2 separate regions of the Homo sapiens genome follow, and region 2 is linked to region 1. A link is an interaction called in ENCODE POLR2A ChIA-PET data of the cell type or tissue named here. Cell type or tissue: B cell. All regions are shown on one strand. Each heading gives the region's core, and the rest is flanking DNA. Links, peaks and the distances in the headings are about the cores only.

Region 1 (9,193 bases), core at 2,837-5,336:
CTCCAGGTGGGCAACAGAGCGAGACTCCATCTCAAAAAAAAAAATTTTTTTTAAATATATATATATAGCTATTAAAAGTTACTATTTGTGTGTCTGTCCCTGGGCAGTGTTAAATGCTTAATATACATTATATCATTCATAGTCCCGGTTTTTCAAACCTCTTTTGCTGTAGAATTTTTTTTTTTTAACACAAATGAAATCTTATACAAAACACTATTTAAAATACAAGAGGCTGGGTGTGGTGGCTCATGCCTGTAATCCCAGCACTTTGGGAGGCTGAGGCAAGTGCATCACCTAAAGTCACGAGTTCAAGACCAGCCTGGCCAACATGGCAAAACTCTGTCTCTGCTAAAAATACAAAAATTAGCCAGGCATAGTGGCAGGCACCTGTAATCCCAGCTACTCTGGAGGCGGAGGTTGCAGTGAGCTGAGATTGCACCACTGCTCTTTAGCCTGGGTGACAGAGCAAGACTCTGTCTCAAAAAAAAAAAAAAAAAAAAAGCAAAAAACAAAACAAAACAAACAAACAAAAAAACAGCACACCTGTGATCCCAGCACTTTGGGAGGCCGAGGTGGGCCAGATCACTTGAGGGCAGGAATTTGAGACCAGCCAGGCCAACATGGTGAAACCCAATCTCTACCAAAAATACAAAAAAAAAATTAGGTGGGAATGATGGCACATGCCTATACACCCAGCTACTCCAGAGGCTGAGACATGAGAATCGCTTGAACCTGGGAGGTGGAGATTTCAGTGAGTCAAGATTGTACCACTGCACTGCAGCCTGGGCAACAGAGACCGTCTCAAAAAAAATAAAAAAAGATTTGTTACAAGTTTATTTTTGAAATTTATACTGTTTTTTCAGTTATAAAAGTAGTGAGAATGAGACTGTTGTGATATGTAGAAAATTTGAAATTGGGTTATGAAGAACTGTTATGGACCTAAATCCATCTCTGCCTCTACTTTATTTCTATATTAAGAAAATGTTGATAAATTAAAAAAAAAATTCAAAAAAATAAAAGTAAAAAAATAAAATCTTCTGATACTAGAAAAAAAAAAGAAAATGTTGACTTAAAGAGAGTTGCAAATGGTCTCAGTTAAGAAAATACTTTTTGAAATAAATTACAGGTACACATCAGATCAATTTAAAAGTTATCAGAGGGTATACAGTGGCCGTCCTTTCTTAGCTGCCTCCTTCCCTGCCCTGGAACCATTGTTACCCTAGTCTAGGTACATATACATGCATATAGTTTAAAGTTTTTAAGTTTAAGCATTTCGCCTATATTTTTGGCAAACTTTAAATTGATGTATAATATATTTATGGAAGGGCACAAGTACAGCTTGCTAAATTGTTATAAAATGAACACACCTAAGTAACTGGCACTCAAGAGCCCTGCTTTGCACTGTACATACTTTAAAAATGATCTTGGGGAAGGATTCATATCAGTTTGATTTACAGTTGCTTATAATTTTTTTTTTTTTTTTTTTTTTTTTTGAGACAGAGTCTTGCTCCATCGGGCTGGAGTGTAGTGGCGCGATCTTGGCTCACTGCAACCTTTGCCTCCTGGATTCAAGTGAGTCTCATGTTTCAGCCTCCTGAGTAGCTGGGATTATAGGTGTGTGTCACCACGCCCAGCTAATTTTTGTATTTTTAGTAGAAACCGCATTTTGCCATGTTGGCCAGGCTGGTCTCAAACTCCTGGCCTTGAATGATCTGCTTGCCTCAGCCTCCCAAAGTGCTGAGGTTACAGGCTTGAGCCGCCTCGCCCGGCTAATAGTTGCTTAGAAATTTCTAATAATTACACTGCATTCCATTGTATGGTTATATCATGATTTATTCAGTTTCATATTATTTCAAACAAAACTGGAAGTAAATATCCTCATATGTATTTGATGGTAAGTAAGCAGCTTCTCTGCGTATTTGTGTATAGGGTAGTGTGTGGACCTAAGCTTGTGTTTCTCTTGGGGGGAACCCAGAAGTAGAATGGCTGGGTTATATGCTAAGTGTATAATATTTACAAGTTTATTTTATTTTTTTTAATTTTTTTGAGACAGAGTCTTGCTCTGTTTCCCCAGCTGGAGTGCAGTGGTGGGATCTCGGCTCACTGCAACCTCTGCCTTCTGGGCTCTTCTCATGCCTCAGCTATTCTCATGCCTCAGCCTCCTGAGAAGCTGGGGTTACAGGCACACACCATCACATCTGGCTAATTTTTTGTATTTTTAGTAGAGACCAGGTTTTGCCATGTTGGCCAGGCTGGTCTCAAACTCCTGATCTCAAGTGATCCCCCACCTCAGCCTTCCAAAGTGCTGGGATTACAGGCTTGAGCCACTGCACCCAGCCAATATTTACAAATTTAAAGAAACTGCCCACTGTTTCTCAAAGTGATTGTACCATTTCACATTTCTCCTAGCCATGTATCCACGTATGATACAGTTCTAGTTGTTCCACATCCTTACCAACAAACGGTATGGTCAGTCTTTTTAATGTTACCCCTCATAGTGAGTGTATAGTGGTATCTCATTGTAGTTTTCAGTTTCCCTAATGGCTGATGTTGAGCATCTTTTTTCGTACTTACTTGCCACTGGTGTACCTTTTTTCTGTGAAGTCTCTGTATATATCTTTTGTGTTTTTTTTTTTTTTTTTTTTAGTGAGACAGAGTCTCACTCTGTTGCCACGTTCGAGTGCAGTGGCGCTATGTCGGCACACTGCAACCTTCGCCTGCCGGGTTCAAGCAATTCTCCTGCCTCAACCTCCCGAGTAGCTGGGACTACAGGCATGTGCCACCATGCCCGGCTAATTTTTTATTTTCAGTAGAGACGGTGTCTCACCATGTTGGCCAGGATGGTCTCGATCTCTTGACCTCACGATCCGCCCGCCTCAGCCTCCCAAAGTGCTGGGATTATAGGTGTGAGCTACGGGGTCCAGTCTCTTTTGCCTATTTTTAAGTTGGATTGTTTTTATCTTATTGAGATGTAAATTAGTTATTTTTTCTAGAAGAAAAACTTTTTTTGTGTTTATATTTTGTTTTTTGTAAAAATTATTTTATTATTTCCTATTTTTTTTTCATAGGATGGGGTCTCACTATATTGCCCAGCCTAGTCTTTAACTTCCGGCTTTAAGCAGTCCTCCTGCCTCAGCCTCTCAAAGTATTGATATTATGGGCATGAGCCCCTGCACCCAGCCTGATTTTTTTTAATTTGTATAAATTTATGGGGTACAAGTGTAATTTTGTTACATGCATAGATTGCCTAGTGGTGAAGCCAGGACTTTTAGGGCATCATTTACTCAAATCACATACATTGTACCCATTAAGTAATCTCTCATCATCCCCCTCCTCACCCTTCCTAGTCTCTTGTCTATTATTCCACACAATATGTCCATGTGTAGCATAGTTCCCACTTATTTTATTTTGGAGACGGGCAGATCATGATGCCAGGAGTTCAAGATCAGCCTGGCCAACAAGGTGAAACCCCGTCTCTACTAAAAATACAAAAATTAGCTGGGTCCACGTGGTAGTGCTGCCTGTAACCCCAGCTACTCGGGTGGCTGAGGCAGGAGATTCACTTGAACCGGGGAGGTGGAGGTTGCGGTGATCTGAGATAGCACCAGTGCATTCTAGCCTGGGTGACAGAGCAAGACCGTCTCAAAAAAAAAAAGAAATATATATATATATATATATATATATATATATCTCGAGAGAGATACATATCTCAGCTATATATCTATATAGCCAAGAACACGCCACTGCACTCCAGCCTGGGTGACAAAGAGAGACTCTGTCTCAAAAAAAAAAAAAAAAAAAAAATTAGGCATGGTGGTGGACACGTGTAGTCCCAGCTACTTGGGAGGCAGAGGCAGGAAAACCGCTTGAGCCCTGGTGGTCAAGGCTGCAGTGAACCATGATCATGCCACTGCACTCTGGCCTGGGCAACACAGTGAGACCCCCATCTCAAAAAAAAAAAAAGAAAGAAAGAAAGAAAATGTTTAAATCTTATTCTTCAACATGCTGTACCCTGATGGCCTGGATCAGTAGTAGTCCCTTGCCTCCTCTGAACTTCTCTACAATCTCTATAGGCAAAACCGACTTATCACTGATTGCCTTGTACTGAAGTGATATGAGTACCTGATTGATTGTGCACACTTGGAGGTCACAAACTTTGTTAACTCTCACAGTTCCTTAAATAGTAAAGGCATAATAATCACTGATTAAGTATGTCTGTGCATGGAAGAGTAGGCAACAACAACCAAGCAGCAGCAAATTAAAGATGATTGAAGTTTAAGGCCTCAAGACTTAGAAGAGTGGTATGAAAACTAAGTTTAAGAAAACTCACTATACTGGGCACGATGGCTCACATCTGTAATCCCAGCACTTTGGGAGACCAAGGCAGAAGGATCGCTTGATCCCAAGAGTTCAAGACCAGCCAAAGACACACCTTCTATACAAAACTTAAAAACATCAGCCAGGAGTGGTGACATGTGCCTGTAGTCACAGCTACTGGGAGGCTGCGCTGGGAGGACCGCTTGAGCCCAGTAGGTCAAGGCTGCAGTGAACTGTGATGGTGACACTACACTCCATCCTAGATGACAGAGCAAGACCCTCTCCAAAAATTGAATTAATTTTTAAAAGTCCCATGTGGATGACTATATTGTGATTTGGGGGAAAGAAAAGGGAAACTGAAGGTTACTGGGCAAGTTCATGCTTACAGGTTTGCCAAATCTTAGAACCCATACACTCAAGGCTTCTACCATTCTAGATATGATCGTGTACTTTTTTTTTTTTTTTGAGATGGAGTCTTGCTCTGTCACCCAGGCTGGAGTGCAGTGGCGCGATCTCAGCTCACGGCAACCTCTACCTCCAGGGTTCAAACGATTCTCCTGCCTCAGCCTCCTGAGTAGCTGGGATTACAGGCACCCGCCACCATGCCCAGCTAATTTTTTTATATTTTTAGTAGAGACGGAGTTTCACCATCTTGGCCAGGATGGTCTCCAATTCCTGACTTCGTGATCCACTCATCTTGGCCTCCCAAAGTGCTGGGATTACAGGCGTGAACCACCACTCCTGGCCATGACTGTGTACGTTTAAAGTCGCTTTCTGGATTCCATTTTATTGATTCCTGATGAAAGTAGTTTTAAACTTAATATGGTAACAGTCCTGTCTTATTATATGACAAAGATATCACTGACCCTCCAATGATGCAAGATGTGTAGAGTTATTTTTCTCACTGGTGGAGTTTCTTCACTGGTAGATTTTCCTATATGTAGTCAACTACTGTTCCAACTGCGGTGAAGACAACTACCTCAATTGAGATTAACACATTGTCATAAAACACAATTACCACCAAGCAAGTAAAAGGAAATAGATGAGCTGGGATGGAACACAGAGTGTGTAGTAGACTAAAGGGACAATTTGATAAACAGTACTGAGTAACTCTTATAACATTTTCAAATAAAATTGCCAAATTTTTTTAATAGAGATGGGGGGGTCTTGCTATGTTGCCCAGGCTGGTCTTGAACTCCTAGGCTCAAGCAAGTCTCTGGTCTCAGCCTCCCAAATTGCTGGGATTACAGGCAGGAGCCACTGCACTCAGCCCCAAAATTGCCAAATTTCAATCTGGAAACAAACTCAAGCTGATATAGCTACTCCACAAGATGACTTAAATAATCCATTTCAACGACAGCAATTTCACTGAGAGTAAAGAAAGTAACACTTGCTTTTCTTACACGAGAAGGAGGGGACTGAAAATCCCTCTCTCTCACACACACACACTTTTACCCAGTTATAGCATATACTGTGATGAAGTCAGGCGATTAAAGTCCCTTTTGAGACAGGGTCTCACTCTGTCACTCAGGCTGGTGTGCAATGGCACAATCACAGCTCATTGCACCCTCAACCTCCTGGGCTCAAGTCATCCTCCCAGCTCAGTCTCACATGCGGCTGGGACCACAGGCGCACATCACCATGCCCGGCTAATTTTTTTTTCCTATTTTTTATAGAGACAGGATCTTACTTTGTTGCCCAGGCTGGTCTCAAATTCCTGGGCTCAAGTGATCCTCCTCTCAAAGTGCTGGGATTACAGGTGTGAGCCATGGGACCCAGCCTCTAAATTCTTTATAAGTCAGCACTGAAAGCTGCATCTAACTTCACACGGTTATCTGGTATAAAGAGCTTAATTCATTTATGTTCAATCAACAAAATTTAAGTAAAAGAGCATTGTACATATCTACATAATGCCTTAAGTTTATAGAATTGTATAAAATAAGGAACCTTGGAAAACCATACAGAGCACCCTTTGTTTTAAAATTTTAAAAACTGGCCAAGAGAGATTGATTTGTCCAAAGCTTATAGCACATGCTTACAAATTATTCTGAACTCTGCCCTAGGTAAGTCTTCTTTTCAAAGTAACAAGCTAACAAAATATATTGATCAGGTACCAAAAAGGAAAAAAAGGTTTTCACATGTAGATTTCTTTTTAATCAAAGTTCTGTTTTGAAACTGAACATATGATCATGCTGCTCTTTCCACCAACAGCAATTAACTTTCATTTATAAAAATGTCAGTTTAGGACATTTCTATTATGATACACATTTTCTTTCAAAGTAAAATAATATGGCTTTAGATTTCATTTAAACAGAAGGGCAAAGAATATTTACTCCAAAAGTGCCCCCTTTTTTGTTAAAACCCTTTCTTCCCCTCCCCATGCTTTCTCTTCTTTTGTACTAAAGTTCTCAAATGCATGAGATGGAGGAACAATACCACAATACAACTGCAGGCTTCCTGCCTACTAGTCAGTCATTATTCTTCAGTCTTGAGAATTTTCAAAACACTGCTTGGGTTGCTTTGAAATTCCTTCTTTCAGATTTTCCCTCCTTCATGGAACATCTATTTAAAAGAATGACTTCAAAAATGTCTTGCTGCACCCAATCCAAATTCTCTAAACAAACTAAAAATGCTAGCCTTAGATATGAAGGTGGGATGTAAATGCCTGAAGCTTGGCAAACACCAACCTAATAAAAGTACAGGACAGAAAGAAGTATATTTCTGGCCAAGCATAAGAACAGTCTTTTTCTTATATGTATATAAATTAAGCTTGTTTCTGAAAATTTTCATATTTATATGGATAGTATCACGAAGTTAAAAACTACATCATTACTATCCCTTTTTTTTAAACAATACAATTTATAGACCTAAAAATCTCAACCTACATTGATAGCTGAGGAGAAAGGGGCTAAGTCAATTATTACTGACTTAAATTTCACACTAAAATGATGTATATTCATTTATTTTTTAAAAGTTGTTGGCCAGGCGTGGTGGCTCACACCTGTAATTCCAGCACTTTGGGAGGCCGACGCGGGCAGATCACCTGAGGCTGGGAATTCGAGACCAGCCTGACCCACATGGAGAAACCGCCATCTCTACTAAAAATACAAAATTAGCCAGGTGTAGTGGCACATGCCTGTAATCCTAGCTACTCACGAGGCTGAGGCAGGAGAATCACTTGAACCTGGGAGGCAAAGGTTACAGTGAGCCAAGATCGTGCCATTGCACTCCAGCCTGGGCAACAAGAGTGAAACTCCATCTCAAAACAACAACAACAACAACAACAAAAAGTTGTTGGGTGCTCTAAGGATCAGGGTTAAATTTAAAAATATATATACATGTTGTTGGGGACAGAAAAAATTAACAGCACCAGTCACCTGCAAACCTGGGGAATTTCCCATTCTTCTGACCACACTTAGATGGTGGTAGTACTTACTAACAAACTAATTAGGTTGTCGACATAAACCAAGAGCTACTCAAAACATGGTGTGGAGGGGTGATATACATGCTCTGCCACTGCCCAGCTCAACATGCTTTCTTTTCTTTTTAAAGGTAAAAGCATTAAAGATGGAAGGTTCATGAACAACTTGTCAAATTGTTACAATAAATGGAAATTTTTCCAAAATCTCTAACACCTCTAACAAAAAGACTGTTTTAAACAATATTTAATAAAGTCTAATCCCAGTACAACAAAATAATTTGGCCAGTCCCCTGGAGTTCGTTATAATGGGATTTAACCTGTACACTCAACATTCAATTAACCATAAGGCTTATCCTAATTGAGGATTATGCTGACTTCTGCAGTCCTTTCCCATCTATCCATCTACCACGCCAACTCAGCTGCCATAGCCACCAAAGCAAAGCCCCAGGAAGCAGATTATCCATTACTGTGTGATACCCAGGCCAAGATTCCCTTTTCATCATTATGTGGCTAATCAATAGTTAAATTCAGTAATCTAGTCACCCTGGTTTCCAAAAAGTGAAGCTGCATAACCCTCATTCATAGCCTCTAACCAAGGAAATTAAACATTTCAACAGAATACCTTTTCATAGGAATAACAGATGAAAAATGTCACACCCTTTCCTAGAACATATCAATAAAAAAATTAACAGAAAATTTAAAAAAAAAGACACAGATGTTCCTAACAAAAATATTTTAAAAGCCAAACAAAATAGACACTAGTCCATTTGCTCTTGGAATATTACTTTAAATGGGTAAAACCTGTTTGCCAGTCAGGTCCGACTCCTTTCCTTTGCCTTTAGGCCACAAAGTTTACTACACAGTTAGTTAAATAAACCCTATTACTGCCCCCCACTGTAAACTGACCTAGGCTGGCAGTACCTACCAAACTGAGTTAATGCTAACAAAGTTTGGTACTGGCAGTATGCAGCCTAAGAAGATTATCCAGTTTGTGGATAAATCGGCCTTCTACACACTGCAGGTCTCCCATCCTACTCCTGCTGTGTATTTTCTGGCCATTTTCCTGTTCATTTAAAAACTCTCCACCAGAAGGTAGGAAAGGGAAAGGCAATTAAATTCAATTCCATAATTTGTTAGGGGGCTGAAAATAAAGTTAGGCTCTGGATAAATTGCATCTTTAACCTAAAATAATCTTCTCCCAGAAACCCTCTCAGAAAAATGATAGACAAAATGAATTTACCTAGTAAAAACATGACCAAACTCATGGAATATGCCTCATTACCACAAAGCCCCTCCTCCACCTTAATTCTGAAGTGTTTATTTTGTAACCCCTCCCCAACCCCAAGAAGCACTCATAAAATGGGAGAAAATGGGCCGGGAGCGGTGGCTCACGCCTGTAACCCCAGCACTTTGGAAGGCCAAAGCAGGAGGATCACTTGAGGTCAGGAGTTCGAG
Region 2 (9,193 bases), core at 3,065-5,564, 290 kb after region 1:
ATGATGAATGCCCTATTTACAGATGAAGACTCGGGCTAGGTTATTGCCCATGGGCACACAGCCAGGGCTTCTCCCAGCCAGGTCTTGCATCCACGTCTGCCTGAATCTGGGGGCAGGAATAACCCCACACCCCAGGCTGGGGTCAGGTGATGAGCGGTGTTCTTCCCCTCCTCCACCAGAGCTGACCATGGCGGAGATGCGGCAGAGCCTGGAGCAGGAGCGGGACCGGCTCATCGCCGAGGTGAAGAAGCAGCTGGAGTTGGAGAAGCAGCAGGCGGTGGATGAGACCAAGAAGAAGCAGTGGTGCGCCAACTGCAAGAAGGAGGCCATCTTTTACTGCTGTTGGAACACCAGCTACTGTGACTACCCCTGCCAGCAAGCCCACTGGCCTGAGCACATGAAGTCCTGCACCCAGTCAGGTAATGCCCTGTGGGGCTGCCTCCCGTCCTGGGCTGCAGTGGCTTGGCATTGGTCTCCCCTGTGGACTTCAGGGGTCTCAGGGCTAATTGTCAAGGGAGCTTGCCTGGCTTCTGGACACTTTCACTCAAAAACAATTGTGTCTTACACACAGGTGAGCAGTGTGCAGGCACATAGCTAAAACTTGAGCCATGGGCATTTTGAACCTTTGATCTTTGCAGAACCCTTGATCTCTTCTCAGGCCTAAAGTGTCAGTAGTACTGAAGTTGAGACACTGTGTTTTTTTTGGCAGTAATGGACTTGTGGCTTTAGATAATATGGATTCCCAATTTCTTTGTTAAGTAAAAAGTGTTAGTTTGGTACTAACCTATCTTTGACACTGCTGTAATATTTGTAATCACCCTTTCCAACATAGAACAAGCAGTCCCCAGGCCTAGAGCTTCCAGCAGGAAGCACTATCTAGTTAGAATTTATCCTTTTTTTTTTTTTTTTGAGACAGAGTTTCGCTCTTGTTGCCCAGGCTGGAGTGCAGTGGCGTGATCTCGGCTTAGTGCAACCTCTGCCTTCCGGGTTCAAGCGATTCTCCTGCCTCAGCCTCCCGAGTAGCTGGGATTACAGAAATATGCCACTATGCCCGGCTAATTTTTAGTATTTTTAGTAGAGATGGGGTTTCTCCATGTTGGTCAGGCTGGTCTTTAACTCCTGACCTCAGGTGATCCACCTACCTTGGCCTCCCAAAGTGCTGGGATTACAGGCGTGAGCCACAGCGCCTGGCATCAATAATATTTTATGAATTATTATTATTATTATTTTGAGACAGAGTTTTGCTCTTGTCCCCCAGGCTGGAGTGCAGTGACACGATCTCGGCTCACTGCAACCCTGCCTCCTGGCTTCCACTGATTCTCCTGCCTCAGCCTCCCAAGTGGCTGGTATTACAGGCACACATCACCATGCGCAGCTAATTTTTGTATTATTAGTAGAGACAGGGTTTCACCATGTTGGCCAGGCTGGTCTTGAACTCCTGACCTCAAGTGATCTGCCGGCCTCAGCCTCCCAAAGTACTGGGATTACAGGTGTGAGCCACCACGCCCAGCCTATAAGTTATTTTTTACCATTAGCTTTTATTTGTGGCAAATGATACTAGCTTTGTATGGTTGGAATTAAACACTTCCATTTTAAAGAATTTCAAGTGTCCCATAAATAATACAATAAAGTAGTATGTCTGCGGATTGGCAAAATTTGCAAAGGTGGTATGTAAATGACTCAAGTGTGAGAAGCTTGACCAGGGGTTGGTAAACTTTTTCTGTGAAGGGCGAGAGTGAATATTTTAGGCTTTGTACACCATGTGGTTTCTGTTGCTACTACTTAACTCTGCTGTTGCAGTGCAGAAGCAGTCTTAGATGATATGTAAATGGATGGACATAGATGATATATAAATGGATGGATGTGGCTGTCTGCCAATAAAACAGGCAGCACTAGCTTGCCAGCTCTTGCTCTAGACAAATCTGTTATTTTATTATTTTTTAAAAGGCAATATTGGAGAATACCTTGCCCTGTTCTTTAGTCTTTAGGGAGATGTCTTCTTTGTAGAGACTTTTGGTCTCTTACTGGAGTAAAGTCTCTTTGTGTTTTCCCTCCGTTCTGGAATGTGTCTGATGAGCCTTTTGCTGTTTTGCCAAGATGGCCAAAATGTCCTTCGGCTTTCCTTTTTTTGTGACATAATTACATCTGTTCTTCCTAAATTCCTCCCAGACGCGTTTTTCTTTTCCTTTTTTTTTTCGTTGAGACGGAGTCTCGCTCTTTCTCCCAGGCTGGAGTGCAACGGCGCGATCTCAGCTCACTGCAAGCTCCGCCTCCCGGGCTCATGCCATTCTCCTTCCTCAGCCTCCCTAGTAGCTGGGACTACAGGTGCCCGCCACCACGCCTGGCTAATTTTTTGTGTTTTTTAGTAGAGACAGGGTTTTACTGTGTTAGCCAGTATGGTCTTGATCTCCTGACCTCGTGATCTGCCCGCCTCAGCCTCCCAAAGTGCTGGGATTACAGGCATGAGCCGCCGCACCCGGCCCCAAACGCCCTGTTTTTCTATGTGTCCAAGTTTCTGCCATCTCCAGATTCTCTGGGCCTCTGATAGCATGTCGCCTTTCACGTGGTTTTCCTGTCCCACCTTAGAAGGAAGAAAGTCTCTGGGGCTAAAAATATAGGTCTCCACCTAGAAATGACTAAATAGAGTAACTAAATCAGCAGTTACAGGTTGGCTCTTGTTGATGGGCTTTATTTGTTCCAGGAATATACTTTCATCTCCAGAATGATTTAATAAAACTTGAATTGCTAACCATTAAAAATCAACATGTTGGCTAGGCACGGTGGCTCAAGCCTGTAATCCTAGCACTTTGGGAGGCCGAGGTGGGTGGATCACCTAAGGTCAGGAGTTCAATACCAGCTTGACCAACATGGTGAAACCCTGTCTCTACTAAAAATACAAAAAATTAGTCGGACATGGTGGTGTGCACCTGAGTCCCAGCTACTTGGTGGGCTGAGACAAGAGAATCACTTGAACCCAGGAGACAGAGGTTGCAGTGAGCTGAGATCGTGCCATTGCACTCCAGCCTGGCTGACAGAGCGAGACTCCATCTCAGCATGTTTATGTTAAAATTTGGAATTCTAAAGTTTGGAATTCCAGCTTCTGGAAAACTCTGGCAATCTGGCCCCCTTGAGCCTCCACTTTTATGCCCTGGGTAGGGCTGAGCCTTGGGTGCCACTGGGTGCAGGGCGGGGCTCCATGCATGTTTCAAAATCATCGTACTCTGTGTATATGTGGCGTCTCTCTCTCTCCTTTGTCCCCAGCTACTGCTCCTCAGCAGGAAGCGGATGCTGAGGTGAACACAGAAACACTAAATAAGTCCTCCCAGGGGAGCTCCTCGAGCACACAATCAGCACCTTCAGAAACGGCCAGCGCCTCCAAAGAGAAGGAGACGTCAGCTGAGAAAAGCAAGGAGAGTGGCTCGGTGAGGATCCCCCCATGCCTTTGGCTAGTGACATCTACCCTTTGTGCCAAGTGGACTTAGGACCCCCTGTCTGCCGCCCTGAAAGTTCCGTGTTGTGGGAGGCTTGTCCTAACAGTGTGCCGGCATTTCCAGTGGATGTGTGGGAACATGGAGCCTGGGCCGGCGTGTGTGGGACCTGGCAGCTGCTCCCCAGTACTCTCTGCTGGGGACCCTCAAAGTGTAGAATAGTGTTGCCCAGGAGAACTTTCTGCGATGATGGAAATGTTCTGTACTTCCCGTCCAGAATGGTAGCTGCTAGCTACATGCAGCTTTTGAGCACTTGAAATGCAGCTAGTGTGACCGAGGACCTGATTTTACAGTTTTATTTAATTTTAATTAATTGAGATTTCAGTAGCCACATGTGGCTAGTGGCTGCCCTATTGGGCCACGAAGGTTTCACCTCCTTGTTTGTTTGCCAGGGTGTGATGTATGTGACATTGATGGTATGCAAAGACTATTTTCATGAGTATATAGTTTTTTACATTTTTAGTCACTGTATATCTATTTCATTGCATATTAGGAAAAAGATAAATCGTTAGACTGTCAGTTAAAACATGTTGGTTTAACTGATAGTATTACCTAGTCAGAGGCTAGCATGAATTAAAAGCGGACTGACAGAATTTTGAAGTAATGTACTTTCTCCTTGGATATGGCAAAAATCTGGAGGGGGTTCTGTTAGTGAGTGGAGTTTAGGAAACAGTGAATGTTCTAGGGTACAGTGAGGGGCCACTCTGGTGCTGCGTTCCAGTCTGTTCAGTGTGGGAGATGGTACCTGGGGTTTGGCCACCTGGCCGCCCTGTGCCCATCACTCCCACCTGACCGTGCCAGGCAGAGGACACTGAGATGCTTTGGGGGCAGCGATGAGCACCCCCATGACTCCCTGGATTTCCCTGTGGGGGCGACAGTAGCCTCAGTGCCTTGAGTCCATCTTTTTCTTTTTGTATTTCTAGACCCTTGACCTTTCTGGCTCCAGAGAGACGCCCTCCTCCATTCTCTTAGGCTCCAACCAAGGCTCTGGTATGTTGCCCCCTGGTGGGCGAACGGTGCTTTCACATTTCAGATGGGCAGATGGGGAGCCATTTTGTCAGGGAGAATTTGAAGGGTTTATTCCAATGGTTTCCAAACGATTATGGATCCTTAGGGGTGCCTGGGGTGGGTCAGTGGGGGTGAGGGGGTAGCTGAGCATGTTAACTTTCAGGTACCTCTTCAAGCTGATCGGTATTACCTATTGTATTTACTGGGGATCCACATAAAACTCCATTTGGACAGAGGGTTCTGTTGCTGACCTGGGGTAGGGTAGAAGAAGTGCATTTGGATTGGGAAGTTTTTTTTTTCTCTCTCTCTCAGGGAAATGAGAACGGTAAATGACACTGTGTAAGATTTTATTCTGAGGTTCTGACACCTGCATATGGTGGATGAAGGCGCTCAAGCCTTTGAGAATTGAAGGCAGTGCTTAAGTGGATGATCTTTCTGTTAAATCCTTTCCTTTTGGAGAATAACCTGGCAGGCAGGTTTGGGGAAATTTCTGAGACTTGACATCTAGGTTTTTTCTTCTGTGGGGTTTGAGCTGTCTTCCTTCCTTAGCCCAAAGAATCTTTTTCCTGCACTTTCTTAAAGCAGTTTTGGGTCATTCCAGAAGGGTTCAGAGAAGGTGTCTTCCTGGTGGAAGACAGTTTTACTTCATTCAAGGTTTTTGCCTGGCACCACAGCTCCAGGACCTTTCTGCCTGATGATGATTTTTTTTTTTTTTTGAGACAGTCTTGCCCTGTCGCCCAGGCTGGAGTGCAGTAGTGTGATCTCAGCTCACTGCAACCTCCGCCTCCCAGGCTCAAGTGATTCTCCTGCCTCAGCCTCCCAAGTAGCTGGGACTACAGGGACGCACCACCATGCCTGGCTAATTTTTTAAAAAAATTTTGGTAGGCCGGGCGCAGTGGCTCATGCCTGTAATCCCAGCACTTTGGGAGGCTGAGGTGGGCGGATCACAAGGTCAGGAGTTTGAGACCAGCCTGACCAACATGGTGAAACCCTGTCTCTACTAAAAGTACAAAAATTAGCTGGGCGTGGTGACATGCGCCTGTAATCCCAGCTACTTGGGAGGCTGAGGCAGGAGAATCGCTTGAACCCAGGAGGTGGAGGTTGCAGTGAGTCGAGATCGTGCCACTGCGCTCCAGCCTGGAAGACAGAGCGAGACTCTCTCTCAAAAAAAAAAAAAAAAAAAATTGTAGAAACGGGGTTTTGCCATGTTGGCCAGGTTGGTCTTGATCTCTTGACCTCAAGTGATCCTCCCGCCTCTGCCTCCGGAAGTGCTGGGATTACAGGCGTGAGCCACTGACGATTCTCTTGAGCTGAAAAGCAAACATTTCATTTCACTTCTGCATATTGAGTGCATGGAGGAAGAAGTGATGTCCATTGTTAGGGGCTGGGAACGGTTTCCCTAAGGGGCTAGGCCTTGAAAGTTGGATGGGATTTGGGGGCACAGTCAGAGGGAGTAATATGAGCTTGCTTTAGGAGGGAGGATATGAACTTGGCATTAAATATGACTGAACCACCTATTGAAAAAGCAACTCCCTCTTCACTTCCCCTTGTAACAGGCTCAGTTTAGTGCTAAGATGTCTTTAGCATCTCTCATATTTCCTGATTCTCTTTTTAACAAAGACTGAGCAGACTCTAGATTTTAGCCGCATGCTCCCCACCCTAGAACTTTTAATTTAAGGTTTTCATTACATTCATTTTTGGAGTTGCCCTTGATTTAACAGCAGATTTTATTGGTTTTGTGTTTTTTGTTGGTTAACAATAAAAGTTTAGTTATTTACCTAAGTTACATAAGTTTAAAATAAAAACATGAACTAAGCAATATGTAAGAGGACTATGGATGTGTCGAAATGGCACAAGTGGTGTGAGGAAGGTCCAAGTTAGGGAAACACCGTTTCAGACAGAGGGGTGCTGTTAGGGTTTTGGAGCCTCAAAGTGGCTTGATTGAAATGGCATCTGAGAAGATGAATGATGCCGTGGTAGGATGAATCTGGCAGGAGTCTGTTGGCATCAGGAGGGTGGCATACAGGAAGGTAGTTGGGAGAGGCATCGTATTCCATTCTGAGCTGGAGGAGTATTACCTAGACCAGGGTCAAGAAACTTTTTCCATAGAGGGCCATTTAGTAAGTATTTTAGGTTTTGCAGGCCGCATGGTTCCTGTCATAGCTGCTCACCCTGCCGTTGTAGTGTGAAAGTAGACATAGATAATATGTAAACAAACGTGTGCCTTGTGCCAATGAAACTTGAATTGCAAAAACAGGCATTGAGCTGGCCATAGTTTGCTGACTCCTGACCTGAGGCACACTGGCCCAGGGAGTGGAAGGGAGAGGAGGCAAGAAGCCCCAGTAAATGGTGGGGGGAAGAGGGGGGCGAGCAGGGGGAGGAAGGGGCAGTTTTTCTGAATAAGGCAGATAAATGCCTATCTTCGTGGAGTTTCAAAGGAAGTCAGAAGAGCAGCTATTGGTGATACTGAAGAGCATGAACACCTTATCATGTTTTTCCCCAATGTCTGTAAGAGCATAGTTAGTATTTCCATTATACAGATGAGCAAGTTGAGGTCCAGAGACATTAACTCAGATGCCCAGGTAACTCAATGAGTAATTATGAGAGCCAAGACTTCAGTTCAGATCTCTCCAGACTCATGCTTTGAAAGGTGGGTGGGTGGGATTTGGGGGCACAGTCAGAGGGAGTAACGTGAGCTCACTTTAGGAAGGATACGAACTTGGCATTAAATATGACGGAAGCACCTACTGAGAAAGCAACTCCCTCTTCACTTCCCCTTCGAACAGGCTTAGTTTGATACTGAGATGTCTTTAGCATCTCTCATATTTCTTGATTCTCTTTTTAACAAGGACTGAGCTTTGCAACCATATGCAACCAATTGAGCTTTGCAATCCAGACTCATGCTTGCAACCATATGTCAGGTATACTTAGGTGGACACCTATAAAATTGTTGTAACTCAAAAATGGCTGAGTAATGGCACTTGTGCGTGGCTCTGCTAATAAGGCACTGATCTCTAGGAAACGTCAGCGTGCAGATGTGGCCTTTTTTTCCTCACCCAATTCTACTAACTGTCTTGTTTCTATACCTCCCTCCTTCCTACCTCCTTACCCAGCTTAATTTCCATGGAGTACTGTTGCTAATACAACCCAGTCTCCCAGGCCCTTCCTGTTTTCCTAGCATGTCCATTTGGCAAAACCTCACCTTGGATGAACCCCAGCTTTCCGCTTTTGATTTACCTGCACCTGAGCCTCAGTGCTTAACTGGAGAATGTTACACAAGAACACAAACTCCTCTCATCACACACGCAAATCTGGGTCACTAACCTCAGAAGCAGATATTCTCTTCTGCCGGATCGTCTTCCCAATATGTTTTTCTTTTATTAATACTTTTTGTCCCCAGAGACCTGTGTTCTTTTTTTATTCTACTTTTTTGAGACAGAGTCTTTGCTCTGTCGCCCAGGCTGGAGTGCAGTGGCATGATCTCGGCTCACTGCAACCTCTGCCTCCTGGGTTCAAGTGATTCTCCTGCCTCAGCCTCCCGAGTAGCTGGGATTATAGGTGTGCACCACCACACCCAGCTAATTTTGTATTTTTAGTAGAGATGGGGTTTCACCATGTTGGCCAGGCTGGTCTTGAACCCCTGACCTCAGGTGATTTCACGTGCCTTGGCCTCCCAAAGTGCTGGGATTACAAGCTTGAGCCACTACGCCCAGCCCGGCCCTTTTTTTTTTTTTTTTTTTTTTTGAGACAGAGTCTTCGCTCTGTTGTCCAGACTGGAGTGCAGTTGCGTGATCTTGGCTCACTACAACCTTTGCCTCCTCAATTCAGGTGATTCTCCTGCCTCAGCCTCCTGAGTAGCTGGGATTACAGGTGTGCATCACCATGCCCAACTAATTTTTTGTATTTTTAATAGAGACAAGGTTTCACTGTGTTGGCCAGGCTGGTCTTGAACTCCTGACCTCAAGTGATTCACCCACCTTGGCTTCCCAAAGTGCTGGATTACAGGCATGAGCCACCGTGCCTGGCCAGAGGCCTGTGTTGTGACCCAAGTTTTTTGTTTTTATCAGGATTCCATCGTCCATGATGGCTATTTCTCAAGTTCTCTGCTCTGTTTTGGACCTCCCTGCATCTCTCCCTGCGTCACCATCCCTGGGCGCTCAGGGCTGCTCCTCTGCCCTCTGCAGGGCCTCCGTGGTGTGCTCTGTCCTTCCCTCCTGCCGTTCAAAGGCATCTGCATCCTTTGTTGTAGCCAGATTTCTCACTCTGTATTGCTTTTCTTCCTAGGCACTTAAATATCCTCATCTATCTCCAAGTGCCTTCCTTGACACCTTGCATCTCCAATAGAACGTTCTGTGACAATGGCCATGTTCTTATATTTGCACTGTCCACTATGGTAGCCACTAGCCACGTGTCGCTGCTGAAGCCTTGAACTGTGGCTAGTGCGACTGAGGAATGGAATTTAACATTGTATCTTATTGTAGTGGTTACCATATTGAATGGCATAGCTTAAGACCTGTCCTGTCTCCTTCCTCAACCCAGTTAGTTAGATGTCTCTTCAAGGGTTGTTATTCTAGAGCTAGGGCCCACCTGTAGTCCCAGCTACTTGGAGAGGCTGAGTCAGGGGGGTTACTTGAGCCTAGGAGTTTTGAGACTGCAGTGAGTGCCTGTGAATAGCCACTGCACTCCAGCTGGGCAAC

Evidence for each region. Peaks named below come from ENCODE experiments on the same cell type or tissue, not always from the same donor. Only the 100,000 strongest peaks of a DNase experiment are listed, where the experiment ranks them.
Region 2: POLR2A ChIA-PET joins it to region 1 with 5 read pairs; 7 of 35 experiments call an interaction of 5 or more read pairs at or near these places.

What each region holds. Positions count from the first base shown.
Region 1 is chr20:47,506,022-47,515,214 of GRCh38, reverse strand. All of the region lies in intron 1 of NCOA3 (nuclear receptor coactivator 3), which reads right to left. Among named protein-coding and RNA genes, the nearest start is that of NCOA3, 8.7 kb to the right of the region's middle. In B cell, for the core only: no CTCF peak of the experiment used is centred there; no DNase peak of the experiment used is centred there; H3K27ac peaks cover 1,694 bases.
Region 2 is chr20:47,215,543-47,224,735 of GRCh38, reverse strand. ZMYND8 (zinc finger MYND-type containing 8) reads left to right here. Exons shown (of 23, transcript NM_001281775.3): 19 at 180-419; 20 at 3,262-3,422; 21 at 4,412-4,478. Among named protein-coding and RNA genes, the nearest start is that of MIR3616, 53 kb to the right of the region's middle. In B cell, for the core only: CTCF peaks have their summits at 4,255 and 4,457 (motif pointing left); a DNase peak (open chromatin) is centred at 4,475.